Regions from separate parts of the Mus musculus genome. Here region 2 is linked to region 1. Evidence: chromatin loops called from intact Hi-C (ENCODE). Cell type or tissue: heart. All regions are shown on one strand. Links, peaks and the distances in the headings refer to the core of each region. The heading gives the core; the rest is flanking DNA.

Region 1 (7,469 bases), core at 1,235-6,234:
TGTTTTAGTATGCAGTTTCATAGTGGAGGGATGGGTTATTTTTATGTCTCCTTCACTAGTAGCAGCTCTGAAAGCGAGTCTTCTTAATTCAAGACGTTATAATTATGTATTTCTCTCTGTGTATGTGCCACAGCTTGCATGTGGAGGTCAGAGGATGGCTTGCAGGAGTCAGTCCTCTCCCCCCACTCTGTGGGTCCCGGGATAGCATGTCATCAGGCCTGGCAGCAGGGCTTCCTCACCCCCTGAGCCATCCCATTGGCACAAATACAGAGCACACAAGACTTTTATTATTTTCCATCAATTCACTTTCCTCTGTATGATTTTGTTTTGTTAAAAAAAAAAAAAGATAGGCATGAGGCTGACAAGATGTCTTAGTAGTTAAAAGCACTTGCTGCTCTTGCAGAAAACCAAATACATTCAGTTTATTTAGCATCTACATGATGGCCCCCAGCCACCTGTAACTCCAGTTCCAAGGGATCCTACACTCCCTAGCCTCTACAGGCACCAGGCACACATATGGTATACATCCATACATGGCAGAAAACACTTTCATACATAAAAATACAATTTTTTAAAAAGCCATTATTTTTCAAAGCAGCTGCAGATCCACAGAAAACTTGATCATGCAGTGCAGGGCAGAGGCATGGCTCTCCCCACCTGCTAGCAGGCCCCACTAGTGGAGCATCTGCTACAACTGATGACCCAATATAGCCTGTCCTTTGCTGAAGTCCACAGCTCACATCAGAGTCACTCTTGGTGCTGGACAGTCTTTGGGTTTTGACCAGTGTTTGGTGACATGGATCCATCATTACAGAGTCACATGAAGTAGTTGTCCCTTCCCGAAGCTCTCTTGCACTCTTCTTCGCCCCCAGGCCCCTTTAGCCACACATCCTTTCATGGTCTTCACACCTTTCTTCTCTGCAAAATGATATCAGGCATGTGTATACTCACCTCACACATCCTGGTTGTCTGAAGCAGCCATAAACGCCAATGGGAAGAGTCTGTGTGGGCACATTCACCTGCCAGGTCAGTGTCCACGGTGGCTGTGTCATATGGCACAAGTTTGTAAGCAACTGATAAATTGTCTTCCCAAGTGTAGTACCATTTTTCACTCCCCAAGGCAGTGGGTGACAGTTACCATTGCTTAGTGTCCTGGCCAGCATTTGGTACCTGTCTTAGTCAGGGTTTCTATTCCTGCACAAACATCATGACCAAGAAGCAAGTTGGGGAGGACAGGGTTTATTCAGCTAACACTTCCACATTGCTGTTCATCACCAAAGGAAGTCAGGACTGGAACTCAAGCAGGTCAGGAAGCAGGAGCTGATGCAGAGGTCATGGAAGGATGTTACTGGCTTGCTTCTCCTGGCTTGCTCAGCTTGCTTTCTTATAGAACCCAGCCTAGGGATGGCACCACCCACAATGGACCCTCCCACCCTTGATCACTAATTGAGAAAATGACTTACATCTGGATCTCATGGAGGCATTTCCTCAAGGAAAGCTCCTTTCTGTGTGACACAAATTCCAGCTTGTGTCAAGTTGACACACAAAACTGTTAGTATTTTGGACTACAGTACAGTACCATTAGTGTTCTGGACTATGGTGTGTGGTAGAATCTTGTTTTAATTTACAGTTTTCTAGCAAGTATATTGAGCATTTCTTCCTATGTTTATTTATGGTTGGAATGTCTCTTCTGGTGATCCCATTTAAAAAACAGGTTTTTTATTTGTTTGTTTGTTTGTTTGTTCTCTGCTTCCATAATATGCAGAACAGCCCTTTAGTGATACTTTTGACAAATATTTTCTTCCAGCGCGCTTCTTGTTCTTTCCTCTTCTTGGTAGCTTAGCTGCCAAAATGCAATTTTCAGTTTTAATGCCATCTACTTGGTCAGTTCTTTTTCTTTTTTTTTCTCATGAGTAGTGACTTTGGAGCTGTATCTAAACTTCTGTTACTCTACCAAATGCCACCCACCTTTTTCACTTATCAACTTGTAGGGAAAGTTTCATAGAACCCAAAGAGGTTCTATAAACATGTAGAACCTTCTACCTTATTGGAGGCCCATTTTGGTGTACTATTTGTGAAGCCCACCGTTAGCATCTTGATGTACTGCTCAGCTGGTGGCCATCCCGAGTCTCAGGCTGGTCTGCTGGGAGGCCCATCTTTGCTCTGTTGGGTCTCTGTGCTCCTTTGTCAGAGCTGTGTTGATTGTGAGCGTATTTCTGCATTCTCCTTATCAATTGTTTCATTTGACTAGTTGCCAAAACCACACTGCCTTAGTTACTGTATCTTGATGTGAAGTATGGCAGTCAGGGACTTTTTCTATTTGTTAAAAAAAAACAAAAAACAAAAGCCCTTTTTGGATATTACAGAAAAGGAGCTGTTCACTTTGAAGTGCTAGTTCCCGTTCTTTCTGTGGGATTTAGAGCAGCTGCCATGCAGAGTGATGGTCTGTGCAGGGCATCTGGGCTGGGCTTGCCTGGCTTCTGCTCCCTCCAGGGCTGGGTGAGTCTGGCCCATCTCCAGCCTTGCTAGACCTCAAGCCTGTGGCTGCACACGCTCGGGGCACCTGTCTGACCCACATTAAGGCAGGCTGTGGCCAGCCTCTTGGAGATACTTTGAAATGACTAACCTGTTTCTGAGAGTTACTGAACATAGTTAGTTTTGATGTGACTAACCTGTTTCCCACAATGGGAGGTACTGTGAGCATCATACATATGAAGGGATGGAAGTCCAGGACGCCATTACCAACGGTATAAGCTTGGCCAAGTTACCTCATGTTCTCCGTGTGTCTGGATCTTGGGGACACTGGCTTATGAGAGGGTTGGGTGAAGTTGTCTGACCTTTCCCCAGGATGGCATGAAAGTGGTATGGGCTGAGTATCAAGAGCCTTTAAGGCCAGCATCCAGCTGAGCTGAAGTCCATTACTGGTGTGGCCCTCCTGTGGGCTTGATGGTGTTGATTGGCGATGAGAGCAGAGGCTTCTGAACAATCAGAGAATTAGAGGTACTGGCAGAAGAGAAAAGGGTTGTTAAGTGTCCAGGCGGACTTTGTCGTATGCTGCAGGGGTTTGATGTGCTAAGGGTAGAGCCAGGAAAGAGAGGAAGGAGAGTTTTTGAAGTTCCAAATGATCACTTAAGAGAGGTGGGAAGGTGATTTAACATGTCGAGACATGCCCTGTGAACAAGACCTTCATCTGGTGTGCTTTCAGGAGACTCCAGGCAAGACTGGAATGGCTGTTCTGTTATCTCCCTTGGCATCTTTGACCTTTACTCTGGGCTGGCTTCAGGCTAAAATCACTGGGGCTTTGTGCAAAGCCACACTCAGAGTTGTCTTGAGTCTACAGGGCCTATCTGAGAACACAGCATCTGAGGTCCTTGGTAGCTCTTCTTTTTCCCAGGAACTCACCCTTTGTCCTCACCTGCCTGGCCTCGTTGGCACCCTCCAGCTGGGTGCTGTTTTCTTCTGAGAATTCCAATGTTGCTTCCACCTGGATGGACTTCCTTTGTTTACCTGTCTCCCGAACGCTTGCCTGCCCTTCCTCCTCTGGCACTTCTTGCGATTATTCAATGCTACCTCTCCAGCATCCTGCCAGGTCCTCCGTGCCAGTCCCTTTGTCTTTTGCATCCTGCTGGAGGTGTCCCTGTGAATACCAGTGATGAAGGGCCGGAGCCAGCAAGCGGGCAACACAGCGCTGTGGTCAGCTGCTATACTTGTCCCCTGCCGTTTGCAAGGCTGGAGAGCGGAACATAATTTATTTTGAAAAATTCAGGTGATTCTGTCCTTTTTATTTGGACTTTTGTTTTGGGAGGGGACATTTGCCATTATTTCATGAGTGAGGACCAATATAGTTAAAATGGTAAATGTCAGCTGGCAGCATTTCTAGACAATAAAAACCACTCTAAGTCCCATTTCCACTTCAAACGTTTCTCAGAGAATTAAATGGAAATCTACCAAAACCCTGTACTCGTGAATAAAAGCCAGGTTGTCAGATCTCTCAGGTTCAGACGTGGCTTCTGTCTTGTTTGTGAGCTGAGCGTTCTCGCTGGCTGGCTGTAGAGGCTCGACCCAGCTCCTCTGCTCTGAGCTCATGTGCTCTGTGTATTTGCTGGCTTACGGGACCACATCTTCTATCTTAATCTTATTTGTGCTGTGGTGTGAGAAGGTTTCTCCATCTTGCTTTTTGCTCAGCCTTTTCCTGAAGGAAAGGGTGAATGTTGCCGAGGAACTTTTCTGAAAGAGCCTCAGAACTGATTTGCTGAATGGCAGCTGTCAAAGCCTGAGTGTTGAACTTCGATGACATGAGTCAAATGCTGCAAATCTGTCTTTACGAAAGCTTCAGTGTTTTATAGGAGGAAGGCCACAGAGGAGGTCCCATGTGCTCAGGGCTCACTGTTGAGCAAGTCCGCCCCACCCCACCCCACCCCCTGGGGGGGGAGGTCTTACTCATGTGAGCCTGTGGTAGTGACTGAACCATTACCCATTTGGAAAAATAACCAAGTGATAGTCAGTGATTCCTTACACGAGAAAGAACTCTTGGCTGAGATGAATGATAATTGGGGCTTTTTGAAGGTATGACTGGCTTAGTCATAGCATAGACCCTTAAGCCTCCTAAAATTCTCTTCTGTTGTAATGTTTGGTCCTAACCCCTTTGACCAGATGGAAACATGGCAGGGATGTGTTTCATTCGCCACTCTCCTTCTGAGTGCAAGATGTTGTCACCGTTGTATAGATTCCAGGAAGTTTCTGGAAGATAGGTCACATCCTGGGATGTACTGTGGAGGTGTTTGTGTGGGTGCTGGGTCCGCTTCCAGGTTTTCAATTGATATGTTATTATGAAGTATCCTAAATATACAGGGACTGGAGGAAACAGCGGAAGCGAGCCCAGCACCCAGCAAATCCCTGGAGCCATGCCACTTCATGCTGACGTGCTTGCCTGTGCCCATCTAAAACAGAAGGGGAGTTTTCTGGCAAAAGACTCATCTTGACCCACACGCTAGTTAAGTACCCATCATGCCCCAGGCCTCTTGCCAGGCATTAAGGATTCTTGGATGAATAAGATACATTGTTGCTGCCAAGGCAATGAAGAATTGAAGGAGGAAACAGAATCGGGAGCTTTACAGGAACCCTGCTGTGCCTGTTACTAGCTGAGGGCTGTGCAGGACAAGGTGGTGGGAGACAAGGCCAGCAGGGGCCAGGAATTGCATGGAGCATCTTAGGCAAACCGGCAGAGGTTAGAACGCACAAGTCGTTGGTCTGTGCTCACCAGGTAGTAGAGGCAACGTGTATTTCTCATTCTGCTTGTCAGTTGACACTGATCTGGCGCCTGAGTCTATACAAGCCTCTGTTTTGGGGGTATTATAATAAGCACCAGACAGTCTTCAGGTCCAGGGGCCTATGAGGCAGGAGCAGGGGGTGGGTATTGACGTCCAAGAAGGTAATTTTACCCAATAACCACAGCAGTGGAGATCTGGTATATCAAGGGTTTGTGCTCAGTACAATAATGGAGCAGTCTGGATCATTAATCACCCCACAGAGTCAGAGGCTGATGCTGTGTGTTAAACACATTACGTTCATTGAGTCATAATATTAGCATTTATCAGCTAGCAGTTATTGAGAAGTTAGGATAAATGGCTAAAGCACTTTAAATGGGCTGCTCACAGCTTTGTGACAAGTTAGGGCTATTATTTCCCTGTTGCAACTTCCTCCCCTGCCTGCCCTAGCTCACGTGGCCTGTTATCTCCCCTCCACTGCCCCCACAGCACTCAGCAACATCTGCACCTCCCATAGGCTTATCCACACACAGTGTACACCCTACTGTCCCCCTAATGCTCTCTCATGCTTTAGTGCATTAGGCTCTTAGGGAGTGTGTGCTAACTGTAGCTTTTATGAGCTGTTGGAAGTTTCCAGTGTGCATCTGTCTTGCCTGAGCCTGAATCCACCTATATGTGTTTTTATGACCTGCGTGTCAGCTAAGCAGGCACTCACCATTCTGGTTGATGACAGTCATGGGGGGGGGCAGTGTTAAGGCTCTGAGTGCCCGACCTTCTTTCAAGTGCTGAGATCACATTGGGATGTAGAGGGCAAGTTCAGTGTATACATTAAAGTCTCTATAGTGCTATTTTCCATCAAAATTCCAACAGTGTTCTTTACAGAACTAGAAAAAAAAAACCCTTAAAATTCATACAGGAACAGAAAAGACAGCCAAAGTGATCCCAGGAAAAAAAGAATACTGGCACTACAGTACCCAACTTCAAACTCTACTACGGAGCCATAGTAACAAAGACAGTATGGTGCTGTACAGACATGGACATGTAGACCAATGGAGCATAATAAAGGACCCAGACATAAACCTACACAGCCATGGGTGTCTAGATTTTGACAAAGGTGTCAACAAGTCATTCTGCAGAGACTTGATCCTCACCCTCAGAAAAATGAGGTTAGGGCTGCACCTCTTGTCCTGCACAAAAATTAATTCATAGTGGATCAAATATCTCAAAGAATGAGTCACTGGGGCTGCTAGAAGAAAACAGGACAAGTATGTTAAGATATCGGTATAAGCAAGAACTTTGTGACTAGAACCCCAACTCAAAGGGAGTTACCCCAAAAGTTGACAAATGAATAACATGAAATTAAAAGGCTTCTGTATAGCAAATGAAACTATCATCAGGGCAAACAGACACAGTCTATAGAGTGGGAGAAAGCCCTTCCCAGCATGCTTTAGACAGAGCTTAAGTTCTGAAATATGTAAGGTTAAACATCAAACCCAAGCAGCCAATCAGAAATGGGCTGATGATCTGAACAGGGCTGCTGGAAGAAATACAAACGGCCAGTAAACATTTTAGAAAGCTTTCAACCTCCAGATTCAGAAGGGCAATGCAAGAGAAAACCACTCGGACACTCCATGTCGTGCCACTCAGGAGCGGCGACAGCACATGCTGGGGGTGGTATGGGGAAAGAGGAAGGACTCTTTGGTGGGGTTGTAAATTGGTATAGCAACTATGGAAATCAGTGTGTATGGGTTCTCAAACACTAGAGAAGGAACTACCATATAGCCCAGATTTGTCACTCCTGGCGTATACATAAAATATCCTAGCAGAGAGTTACCTGCACGCCTGTGCTTACAGATGCTCTATTCACAGCATCAAGGAAACAGACCCGCCTAGATCCCCATCGCCTGCTGACAGATAAGGAAAAGGCAGCACACATACTCAGCTTCGTTCTGTTCAGCTGGAAAGAATAATACAATTATGTCATTTGCAAGAAAATGGATGGAATTAGAAAATATTAAATGAAGTAACCCAGGCCCAGAAGACACACAGCACATGTTCTTTTTCATATGCCGACCCTGCCTTCTAATTACTGCATATGTGTGCACATGCAGGAGTGTAGGGAGAGTTCAGGAAACTACAAAGGCCAAGGGAAAGGGAAAAGGAGGACTTTTTAGGAAGTCAGATAGTGGGGTAACAGAACAC
Region 2 (7,469 bases), core at 956-5,955, 150 kb after region 1:
TGGACCAGTGGGAAAAAGCTGGGTGTGGCAGTGTATACCTGTAACCCAGCACTTAGGAGGTAGAGGCAGGAGGATCAGGAGTTCAAGGCTATCGTCAGCCTCAGCCACCCTGTGCTGCTGTATGAGACCTTTTCTCAAAACTACCATAATACAAACAAACACACACATATGGCAATGGCGAAATTGGTAATGTCCAACAACCCCCTTCCTTGAGCACTGGTGCAGTTGTTTAGTTATTAAAATCATACCATAGGTGCTTTGATTTCCAGTTTTTTTCTTCAAACCAAACCAAACAAGTAACATAGACTATGGATATTAAGTTATGTGGCCAAAGAATGGAGAGTCAGAGCAATGGGACAGCCTTGTACCAGCAGAGAGGTTGGCATGAGCCATGCTGTTAAGGTGGGGATTTAAAAGGGAAATTAAGACAGAGTATCATAATTTATAGAACCAGGGGCTTGCCTTTTTCCTCTAAATTTAATTTAAAGTTATTTTAAATGGAAATTCGTGCGGCTCGAGTTTGAGTCCAGTTCAAAAGAGTTAGGCATGTGTCTCCATCCCGCTCCATTTCCTGCACACGTGTCCCCTTCTGTCTTGCTGAACACAGGGAATTACTGATGCACACTCCTCAAACTTGGATGTCAGTCCTTTGGCAATTCTTCCTTGGGTGCTCTTGTGCCATGGATGGGCAGATAGGCATCTACTGTGGCCTTAGACTCACTCTTTATGCCCGGGAAACCTTGGTTTTGAAATTTTTTAACTCATATATTGAACATTTAGTGATTTGTTGATCATGTTGTATGGTCGTGAGTCATTGTCTCAATTAAGGGGATAAGTCTCAAGCTTAGGTGAAGGTTTGAAACAAGGAAAGGCAGTAAGGTTGGAATTAAGCCCTAGTGTTAGCATGGAATTTCAGCTGAAGTGATCCAGAAAGCTCATGCTATCATTGCTCTTGACACAAAAGGCCATAGGAGAAACTCAGGAGAAGTTTAAAATCTCACAGGAGAAGTTTAAAAGGAGAAAGCCAAATGACCTGACAAGCTAAAACAAAGTAAACATTTCATAGCCTAGGAGTAAGGCAAACTCTGAGGCAGTTAGCTGACTTTTGGATCCAAGAGTTTCATCGGTGGCTAAAATTTTAACATAATGCCAAGAAAAAAAAAAAAAAAAAAAGAAGGCCCAAGATGAAGTATTGGCACACCAGCCTATGTAGAAAAGGAAATGAATTCTATGCCATGACTAGGGAGCACTTGTCTCAGAGGCAACAAAGATGGTTCTTTGTGAACAAGTTGTTCATATCATACTAGCAGTCTGAAGGAAAATGTAATAATTTAAAGTTTTAGAATAACTCAGTAAAATCTGCTTTGTCCACAACTGGTTTTTTTTCCCCTTTGTAAAATAAGGCAAACATAGAAATTACTAGGCTTGTAAAAGCTGTCTATCTGAAAACCTTAGGAAATGTTAAATTTAATGGTAAAACTTGACACTTTATGTCTGAAGTCCTGAATAAGACAACTTAACTCTTAAGTTGTGAACAAGTCAAGGGCGCCTACCATGTCTTCTCCACGTGACTATGTCCTGGCTGGAGAAATGCAGGAAGAAAGATAAAGACACATGATATACATGGATTAAGATGGGGTAACCAAATCCGACCTGATCAACAGATGAGAGGACTTACTGTGGGGAAAACTGAAAGAATCTATGTGCAGACTGTGTTGGTAGCATTCAGATTTTCTTAATTAAAAAAAAAAATTCATTATTGCATATCAATCAAACCCAGCTTAGAAATCTGGTCTTGCCCTTCGTGAATCAGCTCTGTACAGTACTGGAAAGGCAGAAACCCAAATATTCATCCAACGCCTTTCTGAGGAGAGGTATATAATGGTAAGCATGAAACACGAGTGGACCAGGTAGACTGGCCATAGTATACCATGTTCATGGATGCAGTATTTAGCTTTGGGGAGAGGTTTTCTTACCTCTCTTCTCTCCTGATGCTAATGCTACACAAGTCACAGCTTACTCATGACAAAATCCTAACCAGGCTTTTATTTTTTTTTTCTTTTTATTTATTTATTTATTTATTTATTTATTTATTTATTTATTATATGTAAGTACATTGTAGCTGTCTTCAGACACTCCAGAAGAGGGGGTCAGATCTTGTTACGGATGGTTGTGAGCCACCATGTGGTTGCTGGGATTTGAACTCTGGACCTTCGGAAGAGCAGTCGGGTGCTCTAACCCACTGAGCCATCTCACCAGCCCCCTAACCAGGCTTTTAAAATCAATGGGAAGAGCTGACATTAGAATTCACATGATAAGAAGAGAAGCCAAGAACAGACAGGACAAACTGAGGGATAGGACTGAGTCAAGTGGTCCTGCTGTTATCAGGCTTGTGATGTACTGGTACCTAGCACACGGGGTGGAGACCAGGATGATCACAAGTTAAAGATGTGACCAGGAAGCTGTGCCTGTTTGGCTTCACTTTGGTTGACCAATGCCTGGGCCCCACATAGTGACAGAATATTGTTTTATAATATTTATCTTTCATAACTACTGGGCAGATAGCCATGCACCTTTATGCTTAAGAGGTGTGGCTTCCTTTCCTCCCTCTCCTGTCCCACCCATGCTATGCCTGGGTAGCTCATTGACTGGCAGCTGCTTTTCAGATGGGCGCCATGCTCTGTAGATCTGTTGTTTAGGCACTGTGACCCATGCTCTCAGAGTGCTGGGGTCTGTGAGTTGAAGGGGATCAAGGCAAGGAGGGAAACTCATAGGGTGGGTATGCCTGGTACTGGGCACTGAGATTTCTCTGTCCTGACTTCCTGTAGCAGTACTCTAAGTCTCTACCAGTCTTCTTCAGCAGTAAAGAAATGAGCTCTGGAGATGTTAATTTATTCATACGAAAAAAGTAATGATGTGTTTGAGCCAAAGTTCAAGCCTGTAACCATCTGGTTCTCACTTCCTGTCGTGTATGCAGACTCGCCATCCTCAGGGACAGTGTGAATAAAGCCTCAGGAACACTGGAGACGATTGCTTGCATAGAGTGGACAAAGCACAGGACTATCATGTGGATGTGGGAAGTGGCTGGCCCTTTGCTGGGAGTAGCTGTTATCTCTCTCCAGTGTTCCTGTGAGGTCACTGCAGAAACAGCCTTCCTTGTGAGCATGGTATGTGGAGCCTGTGGGTCACCCTGCTGTGCAGGCTCTGGGGCCACCTTGCCCTTCCCTGCCTGTCACCTGCTGACTGCTAAGTCTGGCCTGCTCTGTTTGGGGGTGGAGGCTGTTTTTTGGAATGAGGCAATTAAATTAGAAGGCCATAAAGCTCTGCATTGTCTCTCATGCTTCTTCAGTGTTTTGGTGCCCATTGTTAGAGAAAAAGAGAAAATTAAAAAAAAAATCTTCCTGTGTGTGTGAAAGTATGTGCACAAGATGCGGTTTTTCTGAGGACACGTCTTCAAATGCAAGCGTGGGAGCTATTTTTAGGTACCCTTTCTCCCAACAGTGCTGTTTAAAGATTCAGTTCAGGCTGCTAATAGGTATATTTATAACCATTCTGTCGACGGTCCCAGCATGAATGCTACTGCAGATGATGCTATTCTTGGAGGCAGTTGCCATGGTTACCATTAACCCGTTTGGTTGGGAAGAGTCTCTCCATAGGATGTTTTGTTCCCCCCCAGGGTGCTTTGTGGCATGTGAAGACATATATGTACTCAGAACCAAAAATTAAAAAAAAAAAGGAGTGCATTTTATGCCTAAGTAATATGTATACTTTATAAATGAATGGGCAGCAAAAGTGATTGCCGCTAACAGATGGTCTCCATTCTTGCCCTTTAAGCAGATGATACTAAAGATAGCTTTGTAGCTACTGCCCATCACTAACAAAGCTTAAATCATAGACAAGCATTCTTAAAGATCCATTGTTCTTGTTTCTCTATCACGGTCTCCCCAATACAGCTACTAAGTTATTAAGAAAAGAAATTGTATGTATTTCCTCCAAATATTCATTCATTCACTGGTAATTCACACAGCAGACCTTGAGCTAGCACTCCTTAGGGCATGTACAGACCTGATGTCTGGAAGGGCTCATGGATTCCACACAGAAAGATGAGAGCCATGGCTAAATGGAATTCCCAGTTCTTCGTGCCTTCAACACACCTTAGTAGGAGGCACTCATGGCGTTTGAACCCTGACTGGTTCTTCTACCCATAGCAGCTTATAGTTGGCAGATGAGCTAAGAGTGATGAATGAAGTAAATATCATAAATAGAAAGTGGAAATGTTGGCCAGAGATATAGACAATTAGCCATTTGGCACCGACCCTCACCGACTGATAACTAACTGGTACAGTCAAGTGAAAGAAAAGTAGGACCTAGAAAAGCCCATGGCTTGGGGAAGGGGAGACCCCCAGGCTTCAGAGACAGTGGCTGTGGCAAGGAATATCTACAGGGCATGAGCTAGGAGTTACCATCTCCCATGCTGTGACTTTTCTTCTGTGAAGATGGCTGTGTGAATGGGCTGAAGGATCTGGAGGCAGAGGATTGCAGAATACAAGGTGTTTCTGTGTAGAATCTGAATGGGGAACACTTTGTCCTTTTGTAATTGGTAGGGAGGGTCTTTGAACTCCTTTATCTTTCAGCCAGTGATTTGGGAAAGAACCTTTCACACCATTGTTAAATGCCACACCACTGCAGGCACTCGGTGGAGACAAGGTGGCATGCACACCTGTGCACATGCATTCTCAGACATACAGCCCCCACCCACAGTGGCAAAACAGATCTGTTCTGTCTTCAGAACCTCTCCCTTAATTGGCAAACATAGGTCTTTGGAGTGAACAGTGCCTCGGATAACATAGGTCTTTGGAGTGAACAGTGCCTCGGATGTAAAGCACAGTTTCAGAACTTGGGAGGAGTGGCTGGAGGATTACCAGGTAGGGATTCTGCAGCAGGTTGGGAGGAGTGGCTGGAGGATTACCGGGTAGGGATTCTGCAGCAGGGGGGCTGATTGCTAGCTAACCCAGCCCTCCCTCACCTGGCACCCAGCTGCTACCCTGCCTGGGCACACGGATGCCTACACAGGTTGTAGTTCCCTTGGTTTCCCCTGCCTGCAGCATCAGGCTGTGAGTTGCTACGAGGATGGGGACTGGGCTTTGCTGATGTACAGCGCTCTTAGTGACAAATGAAGACCAAATGGATGAAAACAGGAAACAATTAATGGCCTTTTGGCATAGATTAAAAAAAAAATCAGTTAAGAAGTATTTAGCACCTCCCAAGAGGACTAATATACTGGCGGATTGTGTGTCTACCCGCTGGCTTAAGGGAGGTTTCATTTGAGAAACCCTGAAGCTTCTGTGCCTTGTCACAGCCTCTCCTCCTTCCTGGGAGTTTGCAGTCTTCACTGGGATGCCCACACAGGGCTTACTGCCTCTAAGTAGGAACGCTCACTCAGCTATTTCTATGTCAACTTAGAAACTTCAGCTTTTTATAAACCAAACTGTGTGAAATGGAGTGGAAGGTGGAGGCTAGCTTCCCAGGCAACAGCAGGCAGAAGCTTGGAGAGAGGGCATGGGGTGGATCCAAGGACTCAATGTTAGCAGTATTGGGACTAGGGAGACAACCCAGCCCAGCATGGGGTCTGTGAGCAGGGGGTGTATGTACCACTGAGTGCTTCTTGGCTTTCAGGCAATCTTAAAGGGCTACAAATGGCTAACATGCATAGTCTCTTTTTTCACGTGTGTTTGAGAAAGAATCTTGGTGAATACCACTTGTAGTAGGGAAGGAACTGACCCATAGGAGTAAAATGACTCCAGGGTGCCTAGGGCCACTTTTGAGAACATCTAGACAGCCGTGGGTACCTGAGGAGCAGAGATGATCCGGGCTCTCCTTGGGCATCCATCTTGACATTCAGTGTTGCAAAAGTGCTTCACTCATTCATTCATTTAGAAAGAGGCTAATCAGACTTTGTAGCACCGGCCAGGGTGTTCAGGAATATGTACTTTCTTCATCAATGTTTTATTGGTGAAATATCAAGATTTATATATTTCCAGTCTTTAAAAGGTTGCCTAAACTGGTTGTGGTAGTTCTGATCTATAAATCCCTGCACTTGGGAGGCTGAGGCTACATTGTGCACAATGTAAACAAACAAACAAACAACAATAGTTGCCTAAATTATCTGGTGTCAGTTTCCCAGAAGCAAAATCAGCAGGGACTTCAGAAACAGCTCCGGTGTTCAGTAGAAGCACTTCTATTCATACTGGCCAAGTTTTGAGGATGCTACTTTAAAACACCATGGTGGCTGGCAAAGCTGCTCTATTAGTTGAAATTCTGGATCCTTTTCTATTTACCTTTGTAAGACTTCTTTATTTCTTTGTTTTTGTGGTACAAGGGGCAGAACCCAGATTTTAAGGTTTTTTTTGTTTTTGTTTTTGTTTTTTTTTTAAACAAGAGACCCTCATCTGTGCTGAGTTTTCCATGTTGTTTTTCCTGCCTGGTGTCCTTCCTGTTCACGTCCACCAGGTTTCTGCTTCTGAAAACAAAATCCCCCAAACTAACACCACCTTCTGCTGGGATTTTGGTAGATAATGTGTTCAATCTTTATTTTGCTTTGAGAGTGTCTTAGTCACCGTTCTGTTGCTGCAGAGAGACACCATGACCAAGGCAACTCAGAGAAGAGAGCATTTAATCGGGAGCCTCTTTACACGTTTGGATGCTCAGCATCATGATGGGAAGCACACATGCATGGTGTTAGAGAAGCAGCTGAAAGCGTTACATCCTCATCTGCAGGGACACACAGAAAGAAGTGAGTGTATATGCACGCACGTGTGCGCACGTGCACACACAAACGCGCACACGAGAGAGACAGACAGACACAGAGATAGACACAGAGAGAAACTGACTTGGCCTGGTATGAGCTCTTGAAACCTCGGACCCCACCCTCAGAGATACGTCCTTCAGCAAGGGACACATCTTCTAATTCTTCCAAGCAGTTCATGGTTTGGGAATCAAGCATTCAAATATTCTCATTTGAATTCTCATTCAAGCCACCTCCGAGCGATAGCATCATCTGAATAGTAATAAACCTCAGTTGGGCATGGTAGAACACAACTGTTATCCCAACCCTGAGGTGCCTAGTTTGAGACCAGCCTGGGCTATCTAGTAAGAGCCTGTCAACCAGCAACAACAACGAGAATTAATAGTTAAGGTAATCTGTGGACATGGTGTGCCTTTCCACTTATTTAGATCTTCTTTAAGTTGATTAGCAACATTTTTACAATTATCAGTGTGAATTTTTTAAGTTATTAAATTTAATACTGAACTTTTTAATTCATGTTCTGTTTTAAATGGAATTGCTTTCTTGATTTTCTTTTCAGATTGTTCCTTGTCAGCATGTACAAACATAGTGAGTCTACTATTGCCTGTGTGCTGCTAGTTTGCTATGTGTGAAATCTCATAACTTTCTTAAGTATTGTTGTGGC

Evidence for each region. Hi-C counts contacts between places; a loop is a spot of excess contacts. Peaks named below come from ENCODE experiments on the same cell type or tissue, not always from the same donor. Only the 100,000 strongest peaks of a DNase experiment are listed, where the experiment ranks them.
Region 2: it touches region 1 in a loop (1.8-fold over the local background); 1 of 42 quality-filtered maps calls a loop at or near these places.

Annotation. Positions count from the first base shown.
Region 1 is chr15:73,001,743-73,009,211 of GRCm38, reverse strand. All of the region lies in intron 7 of Trappc9 (trafficking protein particle complex 9), which reads left to right. Among named protein-coding and RNA genes, the nearest start is that of Gm31665, 33 kb to the right of the region's middle. In heart, for the core only: no CTCF peak of the experiment used is centred there; no DNase peak of the experiment used is centred there; H3K27ac peaks cover 425 bases.
Region 2 is chr15:72,848,022-72,855,490 of GRCm38, reverse strand. All of the region lies in intron 16 of Trappc9 (trafficking protein particle complex 9), which reads left to right. Gm41343 (a long non-coding RNA gene) reads right to left here. Exons shown (of 3, transcript XR_001781663.2): 3 at 6,657-6,771. Among named protein-coding and RNA genes, the nearest start is that of Gm41343, 20 kb to the right of the region's middle. In heart, for the core only: no CTCF peak of the experiment used is centred there; a DNase peak (open chromatin) is centred at 3,080; H3K27ac peaks cover 911 bases.